Regions from separate parts of the Homo sapiens genome. Here region 2 is linked to region 1. A link is a loop called in an ENCODE intact Hi-C map of the cell type or tissue named here. Cell type or tissue: chondrocyte. All regions are shown on one strand. Each heading gives the region's core, and the rest is flanking DNA. Links, peaks and the distances in the headings are about the cores only. Region 1 overlaps ROR1 (receptor tyrosine kinase like orphan receptor 1). Region 2 overlaps ROR1 (receptor tyrosine kinase like orphan receptor 1).

What was found. Peaks named below come from ENCODE experiments on the same cell type or tissue, not always from the same donor. Only the 100,000 strongest peaks of a DNase experiment are listed, where the experiment ranks them.
Region 2: it touches region 1 in a loop (2.8-fold over the local background); 2 of 110 quality-filtered maps call a loop at or near these places.

The regions. Positions count from the first base shown.
Region 1 is chr1:63,873,069-63,875,990 of GRCh38, forward strand. The region is part of intron 1 of ROR1 (receptor tyrosine kinase like orphan receptor 1); the gene reads left to right. Among named protein-coding and RNA genes, the nearest start is that of ROR1, 100 kb to the left of the region's middle. In chondrocyte, for the core only: CTCF peaks have their summits at 821, 1,546 and 1,748; no DNase peak of the experiment used is centred there.
Region 2 is chr1:63,945,476-63,948,397 of GRCh38, forward strand. The region is part of intron 1 of ROR1 (receptor tyrosine kinase like orphan receptor 1); the gene reads left to right. Among named protein-coding and RNA genes, the nearest start is that of ROR1-AS1, 170 kb to the right of the region's middle. In chondrocyte, for the core only: no CTCF peak of the experiment used is centred there; DNase peaks (open chromatin) are centred at 1,716 and 2,131.

The DNA of each region.
Region 1 (2,922 bases), core at 238-2,737:
TTTTTCTCTTCTCTCTCCTCCCCCCAAATCGAGGTTGTAAGTGATGTGAGAGACCTGCTGTGAACTGCTGTCACCAGATCCTGCTATGATTTCTCTTTGTTCTTAGTTCTGGAGTCATCAAGGCTACATGGAGACACGTACCTTCCACTGATATGTTTGCTCCTTGATTCAGGGCTGAGTGCCTGTTTGAGTGATTCTGGCTACAGCTAAATGATATTTCTGTTTCCAATAGTATTGTAAACTATAGAGTAAGAATTTTCTTGTTGTTGTTGGGAGAGTTTGTTTTTCTTCTTAGTGTGTATTATCTCCCACCCCACTCCTCCAACCCGTTCTTTAAAAAACAAAACAAAACCAACAAACAAAAACTTGCATTGAAGCAACACCCAGAAGGAGTGAGCAGGCCTAGGCTGGAGTCTTATCCTGACATGGTAGAATCCTGTTACTGTCTCTTCGTAGATTCATTTAAATTGTTTTGACTGATTCATGCAATCTCTCAGTCCATTGATCAAGTCAAAAGAAAAAGTATCACTAAAAACTCACAGGACTGGTGCAGGTAGAATATTCTTTATCTATGGAAAATTCATTATCCTATCTAGAAGGATGTCTTGAAATAGCAGAATATTTTTATTATGTTTTTTTTCCAAGTAATACATGGTTCAAGAAAAAAGAAATTTTAAAAAGCCACACTAATAGCAAAACTAAAATAAGCATGAATCTTAATTTTAACAAAGATTACAGTAGTCCATGGGAAGGATTGTCTGCCCATTGCAGTGGGTTTGATTGGTTTTTTTACTTGGAAGTGCTCATATTCTGGAATGTGTTTATAGATCTTGACCTTAGATACTTCTCCTGACTCAGAAATTGTAAAATGTTTTGCTAGAGTAGCCAGTGGTGAGAGACCGCTACTGCTGTATGTTGCTCAGGGCTAACCTGTTAAGAACTGGTCTCGTCGCTCAGAGAGAACCATGATGCTGATGCCAGTTTCTTGTTTATGTAAAAACATTTAAAAATGGGCAAGATACTCTCTAAGTACAAGATAGTTATTATTGAGATATGTTCATGAATAAATTAATGAGAGAGGAACTTGAGATAAAGGAAATGGAGGAGAGAAATTGCATTTTTCCTGCATAATTACTCTCTTGTTTTAGAACACAAGTAGTCCTTTGGCATATTTTCAAAGTGTGGTATGTTTCACTTTTGTTTAAACTTGTCAAATTCTCAATGTAAAAGCCATTTAAGACTTTTTTTTCCTTCTTTTTTGAAGGTTGCTTCTTTTGGCCTCTTAAAGATAATTAAGAGCTGTAATTTGTGAGGATTTTGATGGCATTTTTTGGCAGTGGTAGTGCAGGACAGGATACATGAATCATAGCATCTGCTTATTAGCAAGGTCTCATAGATCACTTGTCCAACTTTCCACCGGGTGCTGAGATGGTTGGTCTCTGTTATCTGTTCTTCCCACTTCTGCTGGATACATTCTGGGAAAAGAATTTCATTGATGAGTGAGCTGTACTTCCACTTCTGAAGTACAAAAGTTATTAAGCTAGGGAGCATTTTCTCCATTTGACACCTACAGGCCACTCAGTAAAAAAGCAAATGAATGATGAATGAGTAAGGTCCCTGGGCTGCTTCCTACTTCTTCTTAGAGTGGTTAAGGCCCTCTTGACATTTTTGGAGGATGATAAATGTGTGCCCTTGAAGTTTCCTTGTCCAGGTCAAACAGCCCCAATTTCTCCATGATCTTTGGACATTGCTTCCACATTTTCTCTCCTTCTTGCTCTCCACAGGGCAAGTTTCATTTCATCAATTTTTTTTTGTAAAATACTGTAAAGATATCTGAATGAAGTAGACCAGGTATAATCTGATAAGCATAGAGTATGGTGGAGCATTTCTTTTAAGGTTCTGGGTATTGTTATTATCCTACTAATGGAACCAGCATTTGCTGGACCTTTTGGGGCCACCATGCCTTAGACAGGTAGATAATGGAATGGCATAGAGAACAGCCTGAAGCCGGCTGTCTTGGTTTGAATTCAGACTTACCATTTATGAAATGTTTGACCCTAGGCAAGTTGTTTAACCTCTCTGTAAACTTGTCTTCATTTGTAAAGTCAGGGGTAATCATAGTACTTATTTATACAGTTATTATAAGGAGTAAATAAATTAGTTTGTGCTGAGTGCCTACAACAATGCCTGGAGTGAAATAAGCACTCTGTGTTAGCTTTTATTGAATTTACAATGAAAAACGTCCAGGTCTTACTATCTGAAGTGCAGTTAGTTTTTTCAGCAAGGCTTTAGAATTAGACAGGGCTATGTTTAAATCTTAGCTCTGCTGTGTGTTTTGGGGGAAATTACTTTGCCTTTCTAAGCTTCTGTTTCCTCGTCTGTGAAAAGGGCATTAAAGAATAAAATCAGTTGAATTTCTGAGCCCTAATTAAGAACCTTGAGGGCAGAGCCATGGTTTACACTTGCTTTTTTTCTTCTTTCTTAACTTTACCTGGTATGCCATGTTTATAATCACTGCTAAATTAAAATAGTAAATATTTAAACTGAGTTTTCCCTTCAGTCTACCTTGTAGTAGAAAAATTAAATACTTCTATGTTACTTAAAACTGCACACTCACAAGTTTATGGTGGTGTATTGATTGGTTGTTCTGAAGAATGTATTCTGCTTGCCACCATGAACTGGGCTTCAGAATAAATAGGCTTCCTTGATCACTTCTCTCCTCATTAACTACTGTCTGGAATTTAGAGGGAATACAAAGTCTGGTAGCTACATTGCCTACTAATCTTGCAAATGGCCTGTGAGGTGGGTAAGCAATCAGGTGAGTGACAAAGGTTATAGTCAATTTTCCTGGCACTCTGGGATTTATTTTTGTGTCCTTGAAGTTTTAAGCAAGTGAGTTTTGAGGTTGTTGAGAAAGTGGGA
Region 2 (2,922 bases), core at 251-2,750, 72 kb after region 1:
TAGTTTGAAAAACACTGATGAAGAGATGGCCTATTTCTGGGGAGCAGGCTCACCCATTGTTTAATGTTGTTTCCTTCTAGTACCAGAATCAGTCTACTGTTGCCTGGATCGACTTTCCCACTCTCCCTCCCTTTTATACCTTTACTTGCTACATCAAACATACCCAGCAGGGTTGTCCTGGTTCTACACTTATTTGGCCCTTAATTGGGTGACTTAGAGCCTTGCCTTCTCTTCTGCATTCTAATCTCTGAAGTGATAGATCTTAAACATTATACTTTATTCCTCACATGAGATTTGTTAAACAAATTCAAGACATATTGTCAATTGAATTACATATAGTTTACTAAATAGATTCTTAGCAAAAATACAAGAAGGTGCAGTTCATAGGTTGCTCTAGCTGCAACATGGTGCTAGTGATAATTTTAGTCCCTCTACTTTGGAGAACTGGGGAGCCCCCAGGCCAGATCATAGAGGAATCATCTCCCTCTTGTTCTGCCGGATCTTTTCTTCCATGCTTCCTGGTCCTCCTAGGCAATTGTGCTATCAGAAGTAAGTTTGTTTCAGCTACAGAGAATTCTCAGCTTCTCTCCTGCACTCATTAAAGTTTGGCTGTCATAGCCCAGACACATCCTCTGTGACATTTCTTTATCCCTGGCTTGGTACTGCTTCTGTTGGCTGGTGTGTGGCTCTGGGCAGGTGCTTGAGGCTCATAGTTCTCTCTCAGGACACACACACTATAATATTCAACCTAATCAAATAGCTATTGGTTCCTCCTCTCTGCTTTACTGCCAAGGGGACTAGAAGGTTTGGGTATAAATTTGGGCAGGAAGAGAACATCTTCCAGATATAACTATCTCTGAAAACCTCCCCCAGCGTTTTTCCCCAATGTCTGTTTAACCAGTTTTGTGTCTGCTTAATTTATGCTATATTGCCTCTAACTTTGTTTGACAGTGGCACAGAATCGAATGTATTCAAGTTAAAAAAATGTTTTTGTGGTGTACAACATATGTTTTGATATATAGGTACAGTGTGGAATGGCTAAATCAATTTTCAACATATACTAATTGAGCATATACCTCAACTTTTGTTTTTGTCATGTAATTTTTAAGGCAATCTTTGAAGAAAGATATAATTTCCACTATATAAAGGAAGTAACAGAGGCTCAGAGGGGTGAGATGATTTATATGACTATTAAGGGTCAGAGGTAGGATTTGAATTCAGGTATTTAGATTCTAAATCATGGCCTCTTTCTTCTACATCCAGGCTCTGTATATCTGTGACAGGCACAGGTCATCCTTGCTTCCTCAAGGCATGTTGGATCCAAGACAGAAAAACTGGTACAAAGGATATCCTAATGCCAGACGTGATCTTGTCAAGGGTTGAGGTGGTGGATACCACCACATGCCTGGCTCCTAACGGAGGGAGTAAGGCTTCACCAGACCTCTGACCCTTCTGAAGCCATACCTTTCACAGTCAGGTTTGCCTGAAGCTACCATGATTCACCAGCATACCAAATCCTTCCTGCCAGTGGAGGCTACATTAGGCTGGGAAAGGAATCTTGTGAAAAAATAGATCTACTTCTCCTGACCCGTGTTCTCCAGGGGATTCAGGGAGTCCTCTCTCAGACTGCTGTCTCGGTTCCACGGTGATTGGCGTCCTGAGTAAATACTCTGATAGACTAAACACACGTTGCCCATGTTGGCCCAGGAGCAGCAGTCCGGGAGCGCGCCCAGTACAGTCCCCTGTATGGCAGCCCAACTTGTTAATCATCGCACTGGCAGGCTAGCCAGAATGGGGATATTTAGCTTGGGGCTTATGCATTACCATCTATGCTAATATGGCATTCTTAGAACTATAATTTCCGTTCTGACCTCCATGGATACTCCTTATAGAGAACACAGACATAAAACAATTCTTGAAATGTCAGGAAGAAATTGCATCTAATGGAGGGTACCTCTGCCAAGGAAAACATACTTCAGTGTTAAAGCATTCCCATCCAAACAGGGAAATTTGAAAACTGCTCTTGGGTCTGCATTGAAGCCTGAGCATTTTTCCATGCCCTTTAATAACCTGTAATGTATGTACCAGCCAGCTCCACTGCAGGCTCCCCATCAACCAAGAGGGCTTACTGTGAAGGAGGTGGGGTGGCCGGCGGGAGGTGATAGCTGAGACCTGTGTGAGCTGGTGTCAGCTAGAAGACCTTCCTGGGGGCTAAAGCAAGAAGATTTATAATGGGAACATATACCACATGACATAATGTCCTACCTGCATCTGTTACAGTGGAGAATATGATCCCCAGTTGGGTCTTGAACCCTTGGCCCTCCTGATACCTGATACCAATGAAGCCTATCCTCCACCCTTTAGGATTTCATATTAGGAGACACACAATCTGTCTTCTGAAATCATGCTGGTGAACAGATACCACTTAGTAATAATAATATTATGTTGCTAATAGTTGCTGTCATTATGAGTGTTTATAATATGCCAGGAATAAATACTTTACCTAAATTATCTCATTTTTACCCTGTCAGTAACACTGCATTGGGTACTGCTGTTTTCTCCACTTTACAGAGAAAACTGCCGCACAGAATCGTTAGATCACTTGGCCAAGGTCACACAGGTAGTAAGTTACTGACGTGGAATTTAAAATTGATTTAGCCAGTCCACACTGTTCTAGACCTGTGCAAGTTGATCCCCTGAGATAATAAAACAAACAAACAATGAAAAGAAATTATCTTATCCTCTACACATTTCTATTTTATGTAGATGTTTTACAATAGATACTATAATAGTACAGAACTTCATGTATGTAAGTTCTGAATAAATAAATATACATATATAATAGAGGTTTGTGGTCCAATTTTTTTTTTTTTTTTACTGATTTACAAACATTTGGAGATTGCTATACTTAACTATAAAGTT